2 separate regions of the Homo sapiens genome follow, and region 2 is linked to region 1. Evidence: read pairs that join two places in POLR2A ChIA-PET (ENCODE). Cell type or tissue: OCI-LY7. All regions are shown on one strand. Links, peaks and the distances in the headings refer to the core of each region. The heading gives the core; the rest is flanking DNA.

The links. Peaks named below come from ENCODE experiments on the same cell type or tissue, not always from the same donor. Only the 100,000 strongest peaks of a DNase experiment are listed, where the experiment ranks them.
Region 2: POLR2A ChIA-PET joins it to region 1 with 10 read pairs; 7 of 35 experiments call an interaction of 5 or more read pairs at or near these places.

Annotation. Positions count from the first base shown.
Region 1 is chr12:122,929,672-122,938,001 of GRCh38, forward strand. It overlaps ABCB9 (ATP binding cassette subfamily B member 9), which reads right to left. Exons shown (of 12, transcript NM_019625.4): 10 at 5,601-5,760; 11 at 2,521-2,657; 12 at 1-500. The coding sequence ends at 240. Among named protein-coding and RNA genes, the nearest start is that of ABCB9, 33 kb to the right of the region's middle. RefSeq lists an enhancer at 247-747. In OCI-LY7, for the core only: no CTCF peak of the experiment used is centred there; a DNase peak (open chromatin) is centred at 5,180.
Region 2 is chr12:122,806,262-122,814,591 of GRCh38, forward strand. It overlaps CCDC62 (coiled-coil domain containing 62), which reads left to right. Exons shown (of 13, transcript NM_201435.5): 10 at 1-34; 11 at 7,009-7,158. Among named protein-coding and RNA genes, the nearest start is that of HIP1R, 25 kb to the right of the region's middle. RefSeq lists a silencer at 5,976-6,151 and an enhancer at 7,337-7,416. In OCI-LY7, for the core only: no CTCF peak of the experiment used is centred there; a DNase peak (open chromatin) is centred at 7,260.

The DNA.
Region 1 (8,330 bases), core at 217-8,216:
GCTTAGGAGGCTAGGGAGGTCCGTGAAGGCGTTGGCTCAGGGCAGCAGGGGTAAGGAGTGCCCTGGGAATGGGGCAGGGACCAGGGGCAAGATGCAGGAAGCGGTGATCCATGGGACATGGCAGGTCGTCTTTCAGTGCTGCAGGCCTGGGCTCGGAGGGCAGCTGGGGGCCTCCGTGGGCACATCTGCCAGGCAGGCACCGGGTCCTCTGCCCCACCGGGAGAAGCAGGGGCCCCCCATCAGGCCTTGTGACTGCCGTTGGCTACAGGCTCGTTGTGGCCAGCTGTGAAGTCTGCGGCGGGCTGAAGCCCCAGCATCTGCCGCTGCACCAGCTTGGCGTAGAGGCCGCCCTGGGCCAGCAGCTGCTGGTGGGTGCCCTGCTGCACTACGCGGCCCTTGTCCAGCACCACAATGAGGTGCGCGTGCTCCACGGTGCTCAGCCGGTGCGCGATGATGAGTACCGTGTGCTTCTGCAGGTTGCCATGGATGGCCTGCTGGATCTGCGGGGACAGTGGGGGCCTGGCTTGCATGGCACGGACGCCCCACCCGCAACCGTGCTTCATGCCACGGCCTATGGGCTGATGCTTAACCTCTCTGAGGCTCAGTTCACAAACGATGGCCAGCTTCCTGGGTTTTTCTTAAAGGGAGACAGCTCAGGGCCAGACACAATGAGGCACCTGGTGAATGGGGGATCAGCTCTACCCTGGCCCTCCAGTCTTCTGGTCCTTCCCTTCCCCCTCCTTTTTTTTTTTTTTTTTTTTTAAGTCTTGCTGTCACCCAGGCTGGAGTGCGGTGGTGCGATCTCAGCTCACTGCAACCTCTGCCTCGTGGGTTCAATCGAGTCTCACGCCTCAGCTTCCCAAGTAGCTAGGGGATTACAGGTGCCCGCCACCATACCCAGCTAATTTTTGTATTTTTAGTAGAGACAGGGTTTCACCATGTTGGCCAGACTGGTCTCGAACACCTGACTTTGTGATCCGCCTGGCCTCGGCCTCCCAAAGTGCTGGGATTACAGGTGTGAGCCACCGCGCCTGGCCTTCCTTGTTTCTTATCTGCCTTCCCCACTGGAATGGAAACACCATGGGGACAAGGGTCTTTGTCTAGTTAGCCCACGATAACCCCAGAATGGTGCCTGGTGCCTGGTGCCTGAGAAGAGCTCAGTAACTCTCTGTGTAACAAATGAATCAATCCGCGCATAGACTGAGGTTGCTAGCCATCTGCAAATACATGACTGGGCCCACCTGACCAGTGAGAATGCGACTCAGAGGGGAAGCACTAGCTTGAGGTCACACAGTTATAAACTGTAGGACGGAGCTGCTAATCCAGGTATCCCCATTCTGTTTTTTGTTTTTGTTTGTTTGTTTGTTTTTTCAGATGGAGTCTCACTCTGTTGCCAAGGCTGGAGTGCAGTGGTGCAATCTCGGCTCATTGCAACCTCTGCTTCCCAGGTTCATGCTATTCTCCTGCCTCAGCCTCCCAAGTAGCTAGGATTACAGGCACCTGCCACCATACCTGGCGGACTTTTGTATTTTTAGTAGAGATGGAATTTCACCATGTTGGCCCGGCTGGTCTTGAACTCCTGACCTCAGGTGATCCACCCGCCTCGGCCTCCCAAAGTGCTGGGATTATAGGCATAAACCACTGCGCCCAGCCTTTTTTTTTTTTTTTTTGTAGATGGAGTCTCACTCTGTCGCCCAGGCTAGAGTGCAGTGGCACAATCTCAGCTCACTGCAACCTCCATCTCCCGGGTTCAAGTGAGTCTCCTGCCTCAGCCTCCCGAGTAGCTGGGGTTACAGGCATGCACCACCATGCCCAGCTAATTTTTGTATTTTTAGTAGAGACAGGGTTTCACTGTATTGACCAGGCTTGTCTCGAACTCCGGACCTCAAGTGATCCACCTGCCTTGGCCTCCCAAAGTGCTGGGATTATAGGCATGAGCCATCATACTGGGCCTATTTTATTTTGTTTTGTTTTGTCTGTTTGTTTGAGCCAGATGGAGTCTGGCTCTGTCGCCCAGGCTGGAGTGCAGTGGCACAATCTCGGCTGACTGCAACCTCCACTTCCCAGGTTCAAGCAATTCTCCTGCCTCAGCCTCCCAAGTAGCTGGGATTATAGGCATGTGCTACCACACCTGGCTAGTTTTTGTATTTCTAGTAGAGATGGGGTTTCACCATGTTGGCCAGGCTGGTCTGCAACTCCTGACCTCAGGTGATCCACCTGCTTCGGCCTCCCAAAGTGCTGGGATTACAGGTGTAAGCCACCACTCATGACCCAGGTCTCCCCATTCTGATGCCTTCTCTTGCCCCACACCATACAGCTCTGCCTGGAGCCTGGAGGCTGGGTCCAGAGTGGCTCCTGGCTCCCCACTCTCAACACCAGGAATTCACCAGCCCAGGAGGCTGATAGTCTGGGAGAGCTCCTGGGGCCCGTCTCTTCTCAGCATCCATCTGCTGGGCGATGGGGGCTCTGGCCACCTGGAGCCGCTCCTGCCCCCGCATTGCCCACCACCCTGTGACTCACCAGATACTCGCTCTCGGCATCCAAAGCGCTGGTGGCTTCATCCAGGATGAGGACTGGGGGGTTCCGCACCAGAGCCCGGGCCATGGCCACCCGCTGCTTCTGGCCACCTGACAGCTGGGCGCCCTTCTCCCCTGTCTCTGTATGGTGGAGGCACAGAGACAATTTAGCAATGGGTGAGGCCGGGCAGCACCGGGGAAGAGTGAGAGGCCCTGCCCTGCAGCTGTGGAAAGGGCGGGCTGGAACCCACAACTTGAAAGCTCATGAAATGATGTTCCCCCCACCCAACTCATAAGGGGCATGCAGATTAAGCCTACATGCAAATTGATAGCAAGTTACCAATTTTCACTCATTCATTTGGCAGAAACCCAAACATCTGATAGCACACAGTGCAGGTGAGGCTGCAGGGAGACAGGCCCTCACCCGTCCTCCTGGAGAAGGGGAGTTGGAGCGAGCCCCATGGCTTGAAGAGCTGCAGCAATAACCCTGGGTCTATGAGTCTGTGCAGTGCAAAGGTTGTGTGTATTCACCACAGATGTGTGGCCTGTGGCCCCGCAAGCCCACCTGGACCAATTTTCCCCATGGACCGACTTCCTCCCATGCACAACAATATAGACACAGGTCACCTGTGACCCACAGCGCTGTTATTGCAAAAAATAAAACAAATAGACTCAAATGTCCATCAATAGGAAATTGAGTCAATCAATTATTATTATTTTAGAGACAGGGTCTCACTCTCTCACCCACGCTAGAGTGCAGTAGTACAATCACTGCTTACTGTAGCCTCAAACTTCTGGGTTCAAGCAATCCTCCAGCCTCAGCCTTCTGAGTAACTGAGACTACAGGTGCATGCCACCACACCTGGCTAACTTAAAATATTTTTCTGTAGAGGTGGGGTCTCACTACATTGCCCAAGCTGTTCTCAAACCCCTGGCCTCAAGCGATCCTCTTGCCTTGGCCTCCAAAGTGCTGGGATTACAGACGTGAGCCACTGCACCTGGCCACGCCACCAGTTCTTTATTATTTCATTTTTCTTTCATTGAGATGAAACTGACATAACATAAACATAACCATTGTAAAGTGAATAATCCGGGCTGAGCACGGTGGCTCCCAGCACTTTGGGAGGCCAACCAAGGTGGGCGGGTCACAAGGTCAGGAGATTGAGACCATCCTGGCTAATATGGTGAAACCCTGTCTCTACTAAAAATACACAAAATTAGCCGGGTATGGTGGCACATGCCTGTAATCCCAGCTACTCGGGAGGCCGAGGCAAGAGAATCACTTGAACCCGGGAGGAAGAGGTTGCCGTGAGCCGAGATCGCGCCACTGCACTCCAGCCTGGGCGACAGAGCGAGACTCCATCTCAAGAAAAAAAAAAAAAGTGAATAATCCAGTGGCATTTAGTGCATTCACAATGTTGCACAACCACCACCTCTACTGAATTTCAAAACACTATTCTAAAATAATATATATTTATTATATCAATTAATTACTAGAACTACTTAAGTTCATATCGAGGTAATTTTTTTAAAAATTAGTGTATTTAGTATATTTTAATTTAAAAATTCTTTTAAATTGACAAGTAAAAATAGTTTGTATTTAATGGTGTACAACGTGATGCTCTGAAATACATATACACTGTGGAATAGCTAAATCAAGCCAGTTAACATATACATTATCTCACATATTTATCACTTTTTTAAAGAGAGAACACTTAAAATCTACTCTCTTAGCTATTTTCAAGTACACAGTACACTGTTACTAAATATAGCTGGCCAGACACAGTGGCTCACACCTGAAATCCCACCACTTTGGGAAGCCAAGGCAGGCAGATCACCTGAGGTCAGGAGTTCAAGACCAGCCTGGCCAAAATAGTGAAACCCCGTCTCTACTAACAATACAAAAAAAAATTAGCAAGGTGTGGTGGTGGGCACTTGTAATCCCAGCTACTCAGGAGGCTGAGGCAGGAGAATCGCTTGAACCTGGGAGACGGAGGTTGCAGTGAGGCAAGATTACTCCACTCTACTCCAGCCTGGGCGACAGAGTGAGACTGTCTCAATTAAAACACAAACAAACAAAAAACTATAGTCAACAGGTCTCTTGACCTTATTCCTAAGGGAAAATTTTTATCTTTTGATCAACATCTCCCCAACCCCCCTATACATTGTATATATTTAATTATTGAAAAGGGGCTATTCGTGTGGTTCAAAAATCTAAAAATACAGGCTGGATACAATGGCTCATGCCTGTAATCCCAGCACTTTGGGAGGCAGGAGGATTGCATGAGCCCAGGAATTTGAGACCAGCCTGGGAAACATAGCAAGACCCCGTCTCTACAACAAAAATAAAAAGTGGGGTGGAAGGATGGCTTGAGCCCAAGAGGTTGAGGCTGCAGTGAGCCGTGATCACGCCACTGCACTCCCACCTGGGTGACAGAGCAAGCCCCTGCCTCAAAAAAAAAAAAAAAACTAAAAAAACTAAAAATATATAAAACTCTAAATAATGAAAAGTTTAAGTTCTTTCTTCAGTTCCCTCCTGCTCCCACCAAAACGTCTTTCATTAGTTGCTTACATGTCCTTGTCTAGTTTCTTTATGCAAATATGAACATGTTATTTTTATCTCCCCAGTCCTTTAATAGGAAAAAAAAAACCCAGCTCCTTATGCTCTGCACCTGGCTCTTCTCACTCAGCATCCTATCTCAGTGACCTTTCCATACTGCTATATGGAGAGCTGCCTCCTCCTCTGCCTCCACCTCCTCCTCCGCCTCCACCTCCTCCCCCTTCTTCTACTTCCTCTTTTTCCCAGCAGCATAATATTCCAGTGTATGGGCTTCTATAATAATTTACTTAATAAATATTTTGCTGAGTCACAGCACAGTGGCTCATGCCTGTAATCCCAGCACTTTGGGGATTGCAGGAAGATTGCTTGAGCGCAGGAGGTTCGAGTCTGGCCAGGGTAACGTAGCGGGACCCCATCTCTACAAAAAAAAGAGCAGGTGGCAGGGGGCAGTGCTTAACTCAGAGGGTTATGTCCCTGAGGGTGACCCTGTGGGCCCAGGAGAGGGGCCACCCCCAGCTCCACACCTGTGCTGTAGCCGTCCTGGAGTTCCATGATGAAGCCGTGGGCATTGGCCTTCTGTGCGGCCTCCACCACCATCTCGAAAGGCACAGTGGGCAGGCCGTAGGAGATGTTATCCGTGATGGAGCGGGCGAACAGCACGGGCTCCTGGCTCACCAGGGAGATCTGGGGAGGAGGGAGCATGGAGCATGAGAGGCCAGGAATGTGTTCATCCAGCTGTCCCCAGCAGCCTTGCTGCCTGGGGCCTGGAGACACCAGCAGTCTCAGGCCTGAAACCTGATCAGGGCCCAGTGACTGCACTGAGCTGCCTCTCTTCTTCCCCAACAGTGACTCCCGCCTGTACCCACAAGCCCTCAGCCTCCCCTAATCAGCAAACTGGGGCCTGCTACATTTGCTGCTCTGGGATAAGCCAAGTTCCCTGACCTCTAAGAGAAAGCTCACTGGCCATCCCTGTCCTGAAAAAAAGAAAGAGGGATAGAATATAGAATGTTGCTGTGAATGAGTCTGCTCATCTCAGGAAGCAAGAGGCCACAGCAGGGCTCCAGGTCACACAGACTGCCCTGGCGGTGGTCCCCTCCCTTCTAAGAGAACAATTTAAAGGAGCTATCATCTCTAGATTCCAGTTTCAGGAATCTGGGCCTACAAAAATAATAGTATGGCCAGGCCTGGTGGCTCATGCCTGTAATCCCAGCACTTAGGGAGGCAGAGGCAGGAGAATGGCTTTAGTCTAGGAGTTCAAGACCAGCCTGGGCAACACAGAAAGACCCCATATCTACAAAATGAAAAAAATATATAGTATGGAAGATATCATTGCAACACCATAAGTAGCAAAAGTTAATTAGTTAATTAATTAAATTAAAATGGAAACAATCTAGGTGTCCATAAATGGGGATTGGTTAAATAGTGACAGTGCATCCTTAAAACTGAATTGTAATAGATACATATACACAGCATGATTCTATTTTTGTTTAAAAAAATTATAAACGTGTACCTTCATATATTGATATATTTCTATAAAGATAGGAAACACATTGAAAAGGATATTTACTAAACTGTTAACACTGGCTACCTCCATGTGGTGGAATTCAAAAGGTAAGGTGGAGGGGAACATTCATGTCTTAGTTACAAGATTCATTACAACTATGAGAATATGATTAGCTTGTAGCATTTTATTGTTTTATGTTTATAGAAATTAACATTTTAAATTTAAAAATAGAGGCCAGCCATGGTGGTTCACACCTGTAACACCAACAGTTTGGGAGGCTAAGGTGGGAGGATGGCTTGAGCCCAGGAGTTTGAGATCAGCCTGAGCAACACAGTGAGAACCCGTCTCTACAAAATAATTAAAAATTGGCCAGGTGTACACGGTGGCTCATGCCTGTAATCCTAGCACTTTGGGAGGCCGAGGTGGGCGGATCACCTGAGGTCAAGAGTTTGAGACCAGCCTGACCAACATGGAGAAACTCTGTCTCTACTAAAAATAAAAAATTAGCTGGGTGTGGTGGTGCATGCCTGTAATCCCAGCTACTCAAGAGGATGAGGCAGGAGAATCACTTGACCCCTCGAGGCGGAGGATGTGGTGAGCTGAGATCGTGCCATTGTACTCCAGCCTGGGCAACAAGAGCAAAACTCCATCTCAAAAAAAAAAAAAAAATTGACCAGATGTGGTGGTGTGCACCTATAGTCCCTCAGGAGGCTGATGTGGGAGGATTGCTTGAGCCCAGGAGGTCGTGGCTGCAGTGAACCATGATCACACCACCACATTCCAGCCTGGGTGACAGAGTGAGATCCTATCTCAAACAAAAAGTACATAAATAGTCCAGGCGCCATGGCTCACTCCCAGCATTTTGGGAGGCCAAGGCGGGTGGATCACTTGAGGTCAGGAGTTCGAGACCAGCCTGGCCAACATGGTGAAACCTTGTCTCTACTAAAACTACAAAAAATTAGCCGGGTGTGGTGGTATGTGCCTGTAGTCCCAGCTACTTGGGAAGCTGAGGCAGGAGAATCGCTTGAACCCAGGAGGAAGAAGTTGCAGTGAGCCGAGATCATGCCACAGCACTCTAGCCTGTGCGACAGAGCGAGACTCCATCTTAAAAAAAAAAAAAGAAAAGAAAAAGTACATAAATAAATAATTAAGAGAGGCTATTCATGAAGGAAAACCAAATGGCCAATATATGAAAAGGTGTTTAATATCTTCAGTCATCAGGAAAACACAAAAGACCACAATAAGCTACCACTACATTCTCACCAGTTAGCAAAAATTCAGGACTGACAATGTTAGGTGTCTGAGAATCGAAGCGTGGTACCTACTGCAAAGTGTGAACGGCTCTGCCCAGGGGGCTCTTCTAAAACTTTGGTGAGCAGCAGCCTGGTGGCCTCCCACTTGGCACCATTTCACAACAATCTACCTCTGGTTACATGCACATGGTGTGGGCAGATTTCACAACCCATGGCCCTCACCACCATCTCGAACTTGGCTAGGAGTTCTGGAATCTCTGTGCCAACACTCAGGCTTTCACATAATTTATGTTGATGATGTAAACGGTGCTCCCTTAATAGTTTATATTTCTTGGACAGTGCACAACCTGAGCAACCATCCAGGGCATCCCTGCTCTTAGGCCAGCACAGGGACAGGTGTTATGGTTCCTTTCCTGAAAGGATTACTAAAAACTGTCCAGTCATGAATAGCCTATTTTGAGTACTGGAGATGACCTAAATGTGGAACAGCTGAAACT
Region 2 (8,330 bases), core at 98-8,097, 120 kb before region 1:
AATCTACAAAGATGCACCAGCATTCAATGAAAAGGTTCGTATTTTGCTTAGACATCCCCAGCTTACTCAAGCCAGGCCTCTCACCAGCTTTTAATGCTTCTCTAGCAACCACTGTTAGCTTGCTTATTTTGGCTATTCCTCCGTTTTTTTTTTTTTTTTTTTAATTCTAGGATTTTAAGATGCTTTTAAGGCAATCCTTTTATTTATTTTATTATTTTGTGTTTTGTTCTGTTTCTTTGAGACAGGATACTCAGTCACCCAGGCTGTAGTGCAGTGGTGCAATCGTGGCTCACTGCAGCCTCAACCTACTGGGCTCAAGTGATCCTCCTGCCTCAGCCTTCCAAGTAGCTGCAACTACAGGCACATGCCACCACGCCCAGCTAATTTTCTCATTTTTTTGTAGAGACAGGGTCTCAATTTGTTGCCCAGTCTGGTCTTGAACACTTGGGCTCAAGTGATCTTCTTGCCTTGGCCTCCCAAAGTGTGCTGGGATTATAAGTGTGAATCACCGTGCTGGGACTATTTTTTTCTTTCGAGAAAAATTGTATTTTTTTTTTTTTTGGCAACTTGATATATGTTGGTTGTAAAAAAAAAAAGAAAGAAAAAAGAAAAAGAAAAACAAACCACAAGAACAATACAGAAATATAGATATCACCTAACTGCTTGGTCTCAGCTGCCCCTTCCTCCAAATACACAACCCCTGGCAGTGTCTAGAGAGACCCAGGTGACACGTTGGTGGGCTTGCTTACAGATTTCTCTATCTGCAGAGACATGCATACAGACTAATGTGTGGTAAATGGGATTTCATTATATGAGAAAATGTGTGGCAAGGTACAGTGCCTCGTGCCTGTAATTCCAACACTCTTGGGGGCCAAAGTGGAAGAATTGCTTAAGCCCAGGAATTCAGGATCAGCATGGGCAACATAGCAAGACCCTGCCTCTATTTTTTGTTTCAATAAAATTTTAAAAACATAAAAGAGGAAAACATCGCCAGGCGCAGTGGCTCACGCCTGTAATCCCAGCACTTTGGAAGGCCGGGGTGGGCAGATAACCTGAGGTCAGGAGTTCGAGACCAGCCTGACCAACATGGTGAAACCCCATCTCTACTAAAATAAAAAAATTAGCCAGGTGTAGTGGCGGGTGCCTGTAATCTCAGCTACTTGGGAGGCTGAGGCGGGAGAATCGCTTGAAACCAGGAGGCAGAGTTTGCAGTGAGCCGAGATTGCACCATTGCACTCCAGCCTGGCAACAGAGTGAGACTCTGTCTCAAAAAAAAAAAAAAAAAAAGGTAAACATCTGACATCTATGATTTACCAAGATACCAGGGTGGCAAATTGAAATCTTCATCCCACTAATGGGATTACAGGCACAAGGCACTGTACCTGGCCAGACATTTTCTTGTATAATAAAATCCCATTTACCACACATTAGTCTGTATGTGACAGACTAATAGTGACACATTCATTACACCCAAACCCCTTTGGAATTCTTCCTCTGCCCTGTGCGTCCCTCCCTATTCCCAGACAATCACTCACTAATCTGTCTTCTGTAACCCAGATTAGTTTGCCTTTTCTAGAATTTTATATAAATGCATTCAAACTTTTGTGTCCCTCTTGTTTCTTTCACTCAGTGTAATTATTTTGAGATTAACTTATGTGACTGTGTATATAAATAATTCCTTTTTGTTGCTGACAAGTATCCTATTGTGTGGATATATTAGGTTGATGCAAAAGTAAGTATGGTCTTTGTCATTAAAAGTAATGGTAGGCCATTAAAAGTAATCCCAACACTTTGGGAGGCCGAGGCAGGCGGATCACTTGAGGTCAGGCGTTCGAGACCAGCCTGGCCAGCATGGTGAAATCCCCTGTCTACTAAAAATACAAAAATGAGCCTGGTGTGCTGGTGTGTGCCTGTAATCCCAGCTACTCAGGATGCTGAGGCAGAAGAATTGCTTAAACCCGGGAGGCAGGGGTTGCAGTGAACCAAGATCGTGCTACTGGACTCCAGCCTGGGTGACAGAGCGAGATTCAATCTCAAAAAAAAAGTAATGGCAAAAACCGCAATTACTTTTGCACCAACCTATTACCACAGTGATTTAGCCATTCATTTGTCAGTGGACATTTGGGTTGTTTCTGGTGTGCTAGATAATACAAATAAAGCTGCTTGCATATTCATGTATCATAAGTCTTTGTATAGACACATTTTTTTTTCGTTTATCTAGGAATGGAATGCTAGCTAGCTCATATGGTAGGTGTATATTTAACCTTTTTTTTTCTTTTTTTAGAGACAGGGTCTCACTCTGTCGCCCAAGCTGGAGTGCAGTGATGCCATCCTGGCTTACTGCAATCTCAAACTCCTGGGCTCAAGTAATCCTCCCACTGCAGCCTCCCAATTAGCTGGGACTGTAGGCATGAACCATTATGCCCAGCTCATTTTTACATTTGTTGTGGAGATGTGGTCTTGTTATGTTGCCCAGGGTGGTCTCAAACTCCTTACCTCAAGCAATCCTCCTGCCTCAGCCTCCCAAAGTGCTGGGGTATATTTAACATTTTAAGGAACTGCAAGATGTTTTCCAAAGTGGTTATACCAGTTACATTCCCACCATCAGTGTGGTGCTGATGCTCCGGTCCCAGCTGCTCCAGATTCCAGTCAATACTTGCAATGGTCAATTTTTAAATTCCAGACATTCTAATAGGTATGAAGAGGTATCTCAGTGTGGTTTTAACTTTCATTCCCCTAATGACTAACAATGTTGTGCACCTTTTCACACGCTAAACCACCATCTATTTATAGCTTCGATTTCAACTGATAGAGAAGTTCTAGCCAGTTATTCAATCCCAAAGAGACGCTATTCTTTATGTCTGTGTAGAATATCCCTTCTTTAATTACTTCTCCAGATTTACCTCCTCTCTGCACTATGCGAACAAAACACTTATCAGGCCATCAGGCCGGGCGTGGTGGCTCATGCCTGTAATCCCAGCACTTTGGGAGGCTGAGGTGGGCAGATCACCTGAGGTCAGGAGTTGAAGACCAGCCTGGCCAACATGGTGAAACCCCATCTCTACTAAAAATACAAAAATTAGCCAGGTGTTGTAGCTCGTGCCTGTGGTCCCAGCCACTCAAGAGGTTGACGTGGAAGAATCACTTGAGCCCGGGAGGCGGAGGCTGCAGCAAGCTGAGATTGTGCCATTGCACTTCAGCCTGGGCGACAGAGCCAGACCCTGTCTTAAAAAATAATAATAGGCTGGGCGTGGTGGCTCATGCCTGTAATCCCAGCACTTTGGGAGGCTGAGGCGGGTGGATCACCTGAGGTCAGAAGTTCAAGACCAGCCTGGTCAACATGGTGAAACACCATCTGGCTATGGCGAGGTGCCAATGACTTTCTTCACAGAATTGGAAAAAAATACTTTAAAGTTCATATAGAACCAAAAAAGAGCTCGCATTGTCAAGTCAATCCTAAGCCAAAAGAACAAAGCTAGAGGCATCACGCTACCTGACTTCAAACTATACTACAAGGCTACAGTAACCAAAACAGCATGGTACTGGTACCAAAACAGAGATATAGACCAATGGAACAGAACAGAGCCCTCAGAAATAATACCACACATCTACAACTATCTGATCTTTGACAAACCTGACAAAAACAAGAAATGGGGAAAGGATTCCCTATTTAACAAATGGTGCTGGGAAAACTGGCTAGCCATATGCTGAAAGCTGAAACTGGATCCCTTCCTTACACCTTATATAAAAATTAATTCAAGATGGATTAAAGACTTAAATGTTAGACCTAAAACCATAAAAACCCTAGAAGAAAACCTAGGCAATACCATTCAGGACATAGGCATGGGCAAGGACTTCATGTCTAAAACACCAAAAGCAATGGCAACAAAAGCCAAAATCGGCAAATGGGTTCTAATTAAACTAAAGAGCTTCTGCACAGCAAAAGAAACTACCATCAGAGTGAACAGGCAACCTACAGAATGGGAGAAAATTTTTGCAATCTATTCATCTGACAAAAGGCTAATATCCAGAATCTACAATGAACTCCAACAAATTTACAAGAAAAAAACAAACAACCCCATCAACAAATGGGCGAAGGATATGAATAGACACTTCTCAAAAGAAGACATTTATGCAGCCAACAGACACATGAAAAAATGCTCATCATCACTGGTCATCAGAGAAATGCAAATCAAAACCACAATGAGATACCATCTCACACCAGTTAGAATGGCGATCATTAAAAAGTCAGGAAACAGCAGGTGCTGGAGAGGATGTGGAGAAATAGAAACACTTTTACACTGTTGGTGGGACTGTAAACCAGTTCAACCATTGTGGAAGACAGTGTGGCGATTACTCAGGGATCTAGAACTAGAAATACCATTTGACCCAGCCATCCCATTACTGGGTATATACCCAAAGGATTATAAATCATGCTGCTATAAAGACACGTGCACACGTATGTTTATTGTGGCACTATTCACAATAGCAAAGACCTGGAACCAACCCAAATGTCCAAAAATGATAGACTGGATTAAGAAAATGTGGCACATATACACCATGGAATACTATGCAGCCATAAAAAATGATGAGTTCGTGTCCTTTGTAGGGACATGGATGAAGCTGGAAACCATCATTCTCAGCAAACTATCACAAGGACAAAAAACCAAACACTGCATGTTCTCACTCATAGGTGGGAATTGAACAATGAGAACACTTGGACACAGGAAGGGGGACATCACACACTGGGGCCTGTTGTGGGGTGGGGGGAGGGGGGAGGGATAGCATTAAGAGATATACCTAATGTAAATGATGAGTTAATGGGTGCAGCACACCAACATGGCACATGTATACATATGTAACAAACCTGCACGTTATGCACATGTACCCTAGAACCTAAAGTATAATAATAAAAAATAAATAAATAAATAAAAAGAAATTAAGTTTCCTTTTTTTTTTTTTTTTTTCAGACGGAGTTTCACTCTTGTTGCCCAGGCTGGAGTGCAATGGCACGATCTCGGCTCACCGCAACCTCCGCCTCCCAGGTTCAAGCGATTCTCCTGCCTCAGCCTCCCTAGTAGCTGGGATTACAGGCATGTGCCACCACGCCCGGCTAATTTTGTATTTTTAGTAGAGACGGGGTTTCTCCATGTTGGTCAGGCTGGTCTCAAACTCCCAACCTCAGGTGATCTGCTCGCCTCAGCCTCCCAAAGTGCTGGGATTACAGGCGTGAGCCACCGTGCCCGGCTGAAATTAAGTTTTCTTAAAAAAAAAAAAAAATCAGGTGGTGGCTCATGCCTGTACTCGCAGCACTTTTGGAGGCTAAGGAAGGGGGATCACCTAAGGTCAGGAGATCGAGACCATCCTGACCAACATGGTGAAACCCCGTCTCTACGAAAAATACAAAAATTAGCTGGGCGTGGTGGCACATGCCTGTAGTCCCAGCTACTCGGGAGGCTGAAAGGCAGGAGAATTGCTTGAACCCGGGAGTTGGAGGTTGCAGTGAGCTGAGATCACGCCACTGCACTCCAGCCTGGCAACAGAGTGAGACTCCATCTGCAAAAAAAAAAAAAAAAAAAAAAAAAAAAAAAATTCAGTCTAGGCCCCTTTAAGAGCAATTGGCAGTGACTAATTTTCATGCCAAACTTCACATCCCAAAGTTGAAATTTAATAGGAATAAACGAAGGCACATACCCACATATTTTTCAAGGCTTATAAGCCTTTAATGTTGTCCTATTTTGCAAGTATTTTGACATGCTAAATACAGCATTGACAAGTTGGTTGAGGAGAGTTAACCAATGCCTAGGATTCTTTTATCGCATGGGTGTTACTTCATTAGCTGTAGTAAGTTCTGTTTAAGTCAAATTATTTAACTGAGTAGGTTCTAAGAAATAAAGGGGGCTGGGTGCAGTGGCTCACGCCTGTAATCCTAGCACTGTGGGAGTTCGAGGCGGATGGATCACTGGAGGTCAGAAGTTCAAGACCAGCCTGGCCAACATGGTGAAACCCTGTCTCTACTAAAAATACAAAATTAGCCAGGTGTGGTGGCGGGCAACTGTAGCCGCATCTACTCGGGAGGCTGAGGCAGGAGAATCACTTGAACCCGGGAGGTGGAGGTTGCAGTGAGCTGAGGTTACACTATTGCACTCCAGCCTAGGCAACAAGAGCAAAACTCCGTCTCAAAAAAAAAAAAAAGAGGCCGGGTGCGGTGGCTCACACTTGTAATCCCAGCACTTTGGGAGGCTGAGGCAGGCAGATCACGAGGTCAGGAGATTGAGACCATTCTGGCTAACGTGGTGAAACCCCGTCTCTACTAAAAAATACAAAAAAAAATTAGCCAGGCATGGTGGTGGGTGCCTGTAGTCCCAGCTACTTGGGAGGCTGAGGTGGGTGGAGCTTGAAGTGAGCCGAGATGATGCCACTGCACTCCAGCCTGGGTGACAGAGCGAGACTCCGTCTCAAAAAAAAAAAAAAAGAAAGAGAGAGAGAGGGAGGGAGAGAGAGAGAGAGAGAGAGAGAAAGAAAGAAAGAAAGAAAGAAAGAAAGAAAGAAAGAAAGAAAGAAAGAAAAGGAATGAATTTAGTTATTCTTATTCTACTATTTGATGTCCAGCTTTGCTTTGTAACACCTAAAGACAAAGAAATATTCACAGGTGATCGGGTGTAGTGGCTCACGCCTATAACCCCAGCACTTTGGGAGGCCGAGGCAGGAGGGTAACTTGAGGCCAGGAGTTCAAGACCAGCCTGGGCAACATAGTGAGATCCCACCTCTACCAAAAAAAAAATTGCTCGGTGTGGTTGCACACACCTATGGTCCCAGCTTTTCAGGAGGCTGAGGCAGGAGGATCACTCGAGCCCAGGAGCTTGAGGCAATCAGCTGTGATTGTGCCACTGCACTTCAGCCTGGGCGTCAGAGCAAGAGAAAGAAAAAAGAAAACAATATTCCTAGGTAGTTAGCATTTGTGTTTGTAAACCTAAGCATTTAAAGGTGCCTCTTAATTTCCTGTAGGCTTCAATTGTGTTACCCTCCCAGGATGATTTCTCGCCCACGAGCAAGCTCCAGCGTTTGCTGGCGGAATCTCGTCAGATGGTGACGGACCTGGAGCTGAGCACACTGCTGCCCATCAGCCATGAGAATCTCACTGGCAGTGCCACAAATGTATGCGTTTCATTTTCTCTTGACTATATTTGTCACATCCAAACACACCACTGAACACCAGTGTGCAAATATCACCGGCAGGGCGGCCTTTCTGTTAGAGGGAGAGTTTCTGTGTCTCTAGGGAGGAAAGGGAACATGCTTGTTTTAAGGAGGAAAAAGTTACACTTAGATGTCACTGGACCCAAACTTCCTCTTTCTAATGATCTGGGGCATATGAAGATAAATTCTTGGGGACTTTTTTCTTGGAGGGGGCGGGTACAGAGTTTTGCTCTTGTCGCCCAGGCTGAGGTGCAGTGGCACGATCTCAGCTCATTGCAACCTCCACCTCCCGGGTTCAAGTGATTCTCCTGCCTCAGCCTCCCAAGTAACTGGGACTAAAGGCCTACTCTACCATGCCCGGCTAATTTTTATATTTTTAGTAGAGACAGGGTTTCACCATGTTGGCCAGGCTGGTCTCAAACTCCTGATCTCCAGTGATCCACCCACCTTGGCCTCCCAAAGTGCTAGGATTACAGGCGTGAGCCACCACGGCCAGCTGGAAATGTTTTAAAAAACCAAATTTTATTATAGAAAGTTTCAAGGCCGGGCGTGGTGGCTCATGCCTGTAATCCCAGCACTTTGGGAGGCCGAGGCGGGTGGATTACCTGAGGTCAGGAGTTCAAGACCAGCCTGACTAACATGGAGAAACCCCGTCTCTACTAAAAATACAAAATTAGCCGGACATAGTGGCACATGCCTGTAATCCCAGCTACTCGGGAGGCTGAGACAGGAGAATTGCTTGAACCCCGGAGGTGGAGGTTATGGTAAGCCGAGATTGTGCCATTGCACTCCAGCCTTGGCAATGAGCAAAGCTCCACCTCAAAAAAAAAAAAAAAAAAAAAAGAGAGAGAGAAAGAAAGAAAGAAAATTTCAAATATGCACTGAAGTGGAAAGAATGGCACGGTCACTCACCTTTGACCACCATCGATTTTATCTTACCCCATCCATACACGTTTTCTTTGGAAGCATTTTAGCTCAGCATCATATCATGTCACTCATAAATATTTCATGATCATGATGTCTCTCTAACAGATATGGACTTTTAATTTTTTTTTTTTTTTTTTTGAGACTGAGTTTTGCTCTTGTTGCCCAGGCTGGGGTGCAATGGCACGATCTCAGCTCACTGCAATTCT